Linked DNA regions of Homo sapiens: region 2 is linked to region 1. Evidence: chromatin loops called from intact Hi-C (ENCODE). Cell type or tissue: dorsolateral prefrontal cortex. All regions are shown on one strand.

What was found. Peaks named below come from ENCODE experiments on the same cell type or tissue, not always from the same donor. Only the 100,000 strongest peaks of a DNase experiment are listed, where the experiment ranks them.
Region 2: it touches region 1 in a loop (2.5-fold over the local background); 3 of 110 quality-filtered maps call a loop at or near these places.

What each region holds. Positions count from the first base shown.
Region 1 is chr1:36,862,872-36,866,871 of GRCh38, reverse strand. The region is part of intron 5 of GRIK3 (glutamate ionotropic receptor kainate type subunit 3); the gene reads left to right. Among named protein-coding and RNA genes, the nearest start is that of GRIK3, 170 kb to the left of the region's middle. In dorsolateral prefrontal cortex, a CTCF peak has its summit at 2,485 (motif pointing left); a DNase peak (open chromatin) is centred at 2,515.
Region 2 is chr1:37,036,145-37,040,144 of GRCh38, reverse strand. No RefSeq gene overlaps it. Among named protein-coding and RNA genes, the nearest start is that of GRIK3, 3.6 kb to the right of the region's middle. RefSeq lists an enhancer at 1,573-2,133. In dorsolateral prefrontal cortex, a CTCF peak has its summit at 1,720 (motif pointing right); DNase peaks (open chromatin) are centred at 1,724, 2,204 and 3,201; H3K4me3 peaks cover 685 bases; H3K27ac peaks cover 1,013 bases; H3K27me3 peaks cover 2,372 bases.

The DNA.
Region 1 (4,000 bases):
GATGGACAGACGGCTGGATGGATGGACGGATGGATGACTGCAATGCAATGTGGAAAGTAATCCGTGAAATTGTCAACACATCATCATAGCAACAGTTAGTTAAAACCACTCTGATCCCAGTTGGCCTGAGTTAGAATTGAGACTCTTCCACTCCCTTGGGCAAGTTACTTAACCTCTCTGTGCCTCATTTTCTCATCTATACAGTGGTGACAGTAATATTACTACCTCACAGGATTGTTACGCTGAGTGCATTGACGTCATAAAATGCTTAGAACAATGCTTGGCACTTATTACAGTGTAAGTGTTAAATAAACTAAACATCCTGCTTTTGTTTTCTGTGTGCTCAACATACCCCATCCCATCCAAAATTCAGAACAACTTTCCAAGGGAGATAGACTCTCCCAGTTTTATAGAAACGTGGAAACTGAGGCTCAAAGTCACTCTGCAAGAAAGGAGCAGAGCAAGGATTTTTTCGCAGCAGGGAGCTGTCCAGCTCCAAAGCCCTCTGCTGAAACCTATCATGCTGAAAGTCCACACCAAGTGTTCCCTGGCCTCCTCTGGCTGGCTCAGATTCCACACAATGCCTGACCATGTTGGTTCAGGTGTGGTAATTGAGGTCAATGGGGAAACGGAGCCTCCTGAAATCCCAGCAGCTCCCATGCTACACCAGTTCCAAAACCCTCTGATTTTAGGGCTGGACATTGTGGCTCACACCAGTAATCCCAACTCTTTGGGAGGCCAAGGCAAGGGGATCACTTGAGGCCAGTACAAGACCAGCCTAGGCAACATAGTGAGACCCTATCTCTACAAAAATAAAAATATTAGCCAGGCATAGTCGGGCAGGCCTGTAGTCCCAGCTACTTGGAAGGCAAACTGAGGCAGAAGGATTGCCTGAGCCCAGGAGTTAGAGGCTACCGTGAGCTAAGATTGTGCCGCTGCACTCCAGCCTAGGGGACAGAGCCAGACCCTGTCACTTTAAAAAAGAAAGCAAGAAGAAAGCCCTCTGACTTTCCTCTTTACACATTTGAGGCCAGCAACAGGGCACTTTGCACTCCCCATTGACTGGTGGGGAAACCTGGCATCAGGCACTTCCTGAAGTTTCATAGCAGATCAGTGACAAGAGGCCTTGGCTCCTGACTCCTGGTCCTGTCCTTGGCTGTTCCAGCTGACTGTCCTTCCTCCCCACACAATCTGAGGGTCGGGAAGAATGGACCCTTCCAGGGAGGCATAGCCCTTGCAATACACACAGTTCTGCAGTGGAGTATGGGGCGGGGTCTCCCAGAGTATCTCCCAGCAGAACCCCATCGGTTGGAGCACCAGCTGTGCTCCTGGTCCTCTCCCTCAGTCATATCCTGCTTCCGGTCTTCAGGATCCACTTCCGGCCCTGTTGCCGAGGCCTCTACCTCGTGATCCTCCCTCTTTGTGCCCATTGGTCAGTTGTGGCTTATTTGGGAGGACAGTGGCATCTGGCATTTATCTCCTTCCCTTTAGGAAACCCACATCACCAACTCTTCGCCTCTAAAAAAAATTCTCCAAATTTGCTTCTTCCATGCAGAAGATATTTTAATTACCCCAGCTGCCATTATCTGTTCCAACCAGCTTTGAGCCATTCCCAGATAACCTCGCATTAATCAGCCCCAGCTGAGCCCCTGGTACATGTCATGTGTAGGTAAAAGCCTGGAGGTGAAAAAAGAATTATAATAAATTAATAGATAAGCAATCACAATTAATGCCACTTCCTGGCAATAACAGTGATATCATGGGGAAGATATTTTCATCTGTCATTCCTTAAGGCGATGTTTTCCAAGCTTCAGCTCCTACCCATTCAGACCCATGGGGTGCTAATGAATTAGTTTATTATGTTATGCTGAATGTTTCTAAAAGGTCCCTCGTCGATACTGAATTCAGTGTGTCAACATTTGGCATCGAGAACACAACTTTTTGCCAAGCAGCAAGGTTGCACACAGTTCACAGTGTACAGCACTTGGGGTCTTGGCCCTGGGCAGTCTGAATTAAAAAAAAAAAAAAAATGGAGCTGGACAAAAGAGCCTCTTCACCAGCTCCCCATTGTCATTGTCCTCGTATCACGGGGATGGGGGCACTCTGTGCCACAGGCCCTACAACACTTTGCAGCTAAGCCCAGGCTCAGGGGTTACAGGGAGGAAGGTCATCCCAATCACTACCACCCCAACCTGCCCCCTCCCGGGCTGTGATCAGCTGCAGCCTCTGTGTCAGTCTCAACAGACCAAATGCTGCCTCTGGAGACCAGAAGGGCTGGTTCCACCAGCACCCAAGCTCCCACCAAGGCCAGAGATGCTGCCCTTCACACTGAGTCAGGTTGGCCTCTGGTTACCTAGATGAGGGTAAATCGAGTCATGGAGGCCCTGGGCAGTCTAAAGCTTTGGCATCTTTCAAGCCTTAGATATCAGGTCAACACTGAATTGGAGAAGAGACTGAATGCCATGCAAGGAAAGGTGAGGAGGGCGCCCCCTGTAGGCAGAGCTCAGCTTCTCTTCCATGGTCGCAGCAGGTCAGCCCTGGCCCCAAACTTGCATAACACCACTGTCCAAAAGGAAATCCTTCCAGCTCCCCAGACCCTCCTGGTTGAAAGGCAGTTTGGGGAAGATCTCATCCTCCACCCCAGGCAGTTTACCAACCCTCTCCTAAACTTCCAGTCTGTAGATAACCCTGAGTTAATTAGCCCCAGCTGAGCCCCTGCTACATGTCACATGTAGATAAAAGCCTAGAGGTGAAAAAAGAACTATTATAATAAGTTAATAGATAAACAATGACAACTAATGCCACTTCCCGGCAATAACACTTATATCATGGGGAGGGTATTGGGTTGGTGCCATTAAAATAATAACAAAAACCACAATGACTTTTGCACTAACCTAGTATTTTCATCTGCCCTTCCTTGAAGCTGCCCCTGAGAGGAGGATGTGAAACACTTGTCGCTACATTCCAGGCTCTTCTCAGTGATGCTTAAGTGCCCCAGGAGCCACTCAGCTGGCTGACCCTTCTTTCCACTTTGGGTAACAGGAATATTCAGCCCATAGCTCATAGGGGAGACAGACCCAGACACAAGCAGTTGTTACCAGTGGCATGAAAGCCCAGAAGTCTCAGGATAAGAGCAGAATCGCGTCTGACGCACTCTGTTGTGCATGTGTACAGGAGCAATCAGGAGGGGCTTCCTGGAAGAGGTGATACTTGAGCTGATTCTTGGAGAATAGCTCACCCAAGAGAGGTCAAGAAGACAAGCATTCTTGCCTGGAAATAGAAGGCATACAAAGGTGCTGAACAGAGGGACGAGAAGCAGGACAAAGGGTACAGGGGCCAGCGAGACTGGGAAAATTAAGGCCTGAACTTGCATCCTGGGACAAAAAAATTGAGAGGGTAGGAAGGAAAGTGAGCCTGGAGGGGTGGAGAGCTTTGGAAAACTGTACTAAGGAATTTGTACCATATTCTGAAAAGACTACAAGGAGTCATGGAAGTATTTGAAGTGTGGAAATGACAGGCTTGGATTTATACCTTAGAAAGATCCCTCTAGTCCCTGCCCAGAGGGTGACTGCCCTGGCAGTGGGCATGAGTTGGGGGCTGGGCAGGTAGAGCCTCTCGGTAGGAGGAGATGCGTCATCATAGGGAAGAGGGAGGGCTCTGGAGCTGGGTAGCCTGGTGTTGACTCTGTCACTCCCCAGTTACAGAACCTTGAGCAAAAGGCCTAATATCTGTGTGGTTCAGTTCTTTCCTCTAAAATGGGGTGATAATAACACCATCCTAGTCGTGTGCCCATGTGAATCAATGAGTTAATACAAGTAAGGTACTTTGAACAATGCCTGCCATTCTGAGATTTGTAGGTGCTCAGTAAATGTGAGCTGACTTTGCTTGTTCTGATATTGCCAAGACGAGTAAGGTAGGAAGACACCAACCTATGTCTGCCCTGGGGGCTGTATGTACCCAGTAGCTGTCACAACCTCCTGCCAGACGAGGCAGAACATAA
Region 2 (4,000 bases), 170 kb before region 1:
ACAAGAGATGATGTAAGTGGAAGCCAGGATGGCTCTTGGCTCAGTGAGGTGGCACTGTGGGACACCTCGGATGTTATGCCCATCACCAGACGTGGACTCTGGGTCTTTCTGGGCCTTGGTCCCTGCTCGTAGGACAAATGCCCAGACCCTCTCCAGGGTCAGGGATGTTGGCAGAATCTTGAAGTTTGCTGAATTTCATCATAAAGTGGAGGATATGAGAGTGGGGCTCTGAAGAAGCCAGGACACCTGGTGGCTGGCGGGAGCAGCAGTGTCTGAGGCTCAGACCCCAAAGTGACTGAGGACAGGAGGAGCAGGCAGATGTCTTTGCTGGGTGTGGTGAGGAGGCAGTGCATGAGGGACAGAGTGATTGAGCAAGTGAATGGATGAGTGTGTGAGTAAATGAGTGAGTGGGTGACCAAGCAGAGGACTGAAAGTAAATGAATGAATGAACAACTGGGTGATTGAAGAAAGAATAGATGGCTAAGTCAATGAATGAATGGATGAGTGAATAATAAGTAAGCAGATGAATGTAAGTAAGAAAATGCGTGAGGGGGCAAGTGAGCAAATAAGCAAAATTAATGGAAGAATAAGTGAATGAGTGGGTCATTGAGGGATTAGAAGAAGTAATCAGAGAATCACTGAATGGTGAGTAGATGAATGGGTAAGGGACTGAGTAAATGAACAAGTGAGTGATTGAGTGGATGAAAATAAATGGATGATCCTATAAACAGATGAATGAGTGAATGGATGTGATGGAATGAATGAGTACATGAATAAATTAATTAGGGAATGGATGAATGAGCGAGTGAGTGAGCAAGCAACTTTGGTCCCCACCCATGGTGCTGAAGAAAGGGAGCCTATTGCCAGAACCTGGGAGGCCAGGAGGTGCTGGTTCGTTCCCTGTGCATAATTCTCCCCACAGTGCTCCTCACACGGCAGCAGAACCCACTCTGCTTCCAGCCCATCAGCTTCTGTTCCATTATGTATAGATACAAATGGGGTTGCTGTGTATCCCTTTCTTCCTCCACCAGAACCGCACCCGAACTATTGAAACACAGATGTCAGTAAAATAACATATCTCCGGTGGCTTGTCTACCTGTATCCCTCACTGCTGAGAAATAACTCACAGCAGTGGGTTAAGCTGACAATAAACACAGGAATTGACTTCAGTGGGAAGGAGCTTGCCTGACTGTTGACAAAAATCTAAGGTGACGCAACCTTCGCTGGGCTTATTGCTTGCTCAGGTGGCAGCCTGGCTGTGCTGTTCCCTTGGGACTGGGATGAGGGACAAAAGCCCCAGGGTGATGAAAGGGTCCCTGTCTCTGAGCCAAAAGGCAGGTCACGGTGTCCTGCAAAGGGCTGGGGCACGGCTTTTGTGGTGAGCACGCACTTTGCCATTGAGAGAACACTGTACAATAGAGTAGGCTACAGGGAAGGCCTCTTCTCTTCCCTCCCTGCTCAGGCAGTTGGCAAAGATCAGGCAAGGGCTGGCGGTTGCCTTCCTCTCATCATGGCCCCATGCTGGGGTGAGATGGGGCAAGGGAGCCCCTCCCCCATTCTCAGCAAGGCACCCCAGGTGCAGGCTTGTAGAGCAGCCTGGCCCCATGGTAGGACATTTAAGGGAGTGGCTGAAGCCCCAGGGCTTCAGCGTCCAGCCACGACCAGCAGCCTGCCTACTGGGTAGCAGGAAGGGAGCTGAAGGTAGGCAGGCCTCGGCAGAGGGCACTCAAGTCCTAGGAATCTGCACTCAGCCACTGCACACGTCTACTCCGTGGTTTCCCAGGGAAGCAGAGAACATGAATCTCGGTAACTCGAGCCCAGGGCATCATCACTCACTGCGATTGTGGGGGGGGTTGAGAGCCAGAGTGGATCAGTCTAAACAAAACACGTGCACAGGGGGCTCCTCCAAAGAGCATGATCGGCCACCACTGGGTGCCCCGTCCCTCACCCAAAGTAGCTGGGGAGGGGTGGGGGGACGAGGCCAGGGAGGGGGCTGGGAGTCTTGGGTTTCTTCCTGGAAATCCTACCCTCACCACCCACCTGTGAGCCAGTGGGAGACATGAATCTCGCTGGCAGGAACTCGGGCCAGCTCAGCCGTTTTCAGGGATGTTAATGAAATGCGGGAGCACTTGTCCTTTCAGACAGCGGCCCCTTTTATTTGGGAATGAAAAGCTGCATTAGTCTGAATGAGGTTTGGAGGCCTCATAAATCCGGCGCTGGCTGCCTCGTGGGGGAGCAGGGAGCCTAGGCCTGGCTGGTGGGTAGACTTGTTTACCAACAATGCGAAAAGCCAGGATTGGCGGCTCCCAATGCCCGGAGGAGATGCGGCTGGAGATAGTGCCAGCCCTGGTGCCTGCTGGTGGCGGGGCAGCCTGGAGAGGCATGTCATGCCACCGGCAGAGAGGGCTGTAGGTCTCTCTTCATGAGTTAGGGATGACTGGGCTCCCCGATCTGCCCTGATAAAGTGTCTGAGTATTCTGCTCTTAGCCTTCCACCGCAGGCAGCAGCCCCAGTGGGGCTCCACAAGAGTGATGAGAATTGGCCCCTGCAGCTTGTCCCCTACTCAGCCCAGATGGTAGAGGACAGGGTTAATTCTATGAGCTCAGGAGTCGGCTGAGCCTATATGTGAACCTTGACATCTCACCCACAGTGCCTGGCAAATGGTGATGCCCAATATGTTTTAGAAGAAAGTAGGAAGGAAGGGAGGGAAGGAGGGAGGGGAGGGGAGGAAGGGGGGAAGGGAGGGAGGGAAGGAGGAAGGGAGGGAAGGAGGGAAGGAAGGAGGGAGAGAGGGAGGGAAGGGGAATGGAGGGAAGAAAGAAAGGTCACATACCAGCGATGTGACTTTGGACCTCTTACTTAACCCCGCTGAGGCTCAGTCTTCATCTGTAAAATGGATTTGTTATTTTAGACAAAGATCCTATCGCAGTGGGTGTGGAGAGCAAGAGGTGAAGTGATGCGTGTAAGGTAGTGAATATATTGTCTGGAACATAAAAACATGTAATAAATACTAGGGGTCATTATGGGGATCGTTGCTGCTGTTTCTGTTCTTGCAATGCATCCCACCCTCCCCTAGACCGGGAGGGAACACGCTGCTGTTAGTTTTGGGGAAACCTCTGTGTCACAAAATGGCTCGCAGCCAGGTCAAGAAAAAGGCCCAGTCCCAGGCTGGCGATGGCAGCTTCCCTCTGGCCCCAACTTGGAAGGCAGGGTTCCAGCTGCCTTCCAAGTCCAGTGACTGGGCCCCACAGCCTCTGCAGCTGGGAGGCTCTTTCCCACCGCAGCCCTACGTGGCAGCAGAAAAAAGCCTCGATCCGCAGCGTGCTGGGTAACTCCCGCCCACTCTGGGATGCAGGAGGAGCAGGCCCAGCCTGTGCTGCTTCCCTGGGGCGCCGAGGGGGCTCGCAGGTGGCAGAGCCACACTCTCACCCTCTGGGGGCCTCAGCATCCCCCTCTGCCTTCCTCCCTTCGCGTTTCTAGCACCACTTTCATGCTAGCTTTTTTGGAGGCTGCTGCTTCTCCTCCTGCTCCCCTCCCCTTATCCCTCCCTTCCACAGGCCTTGGATCTGCTCCCTCCTGGGAGCCACACCTCTACCTTTCTGCTGCTTCTGTTTCTCTGCCAAGCCACTTGCAGGCTGACTGCAGGACAACCCAGGCAGAATTAGCATCCAGGCACTCCCCTTGCCTGTCCCCAGACCAGCCTTGGGCAATGCCGTTTTAGCCCTGTGTCCTTTGCCTCAAGTTCAGGTCCCTTTCCGTTTGTCTATCAGCGCACCGAAATTTTCTTCCTTAGAGAACAGCTAGGCCTTTTGGTTCCTTGGGGCAACCAAACCTGTTGCGGAAGCTGATAGGCAGGCGATGGGGAGGGGTGTGCGTCCCCAAGGAAGGGGCTCCCCCAGCTATATCCGGGAGGCCGCGCCCTCTGCTGCCCTCTCCTGCACTTCCTCCTTACTGGCGCCCACTGGAGCCCTTACTTTTTATCAAGAGGTGGCAGCTGCTG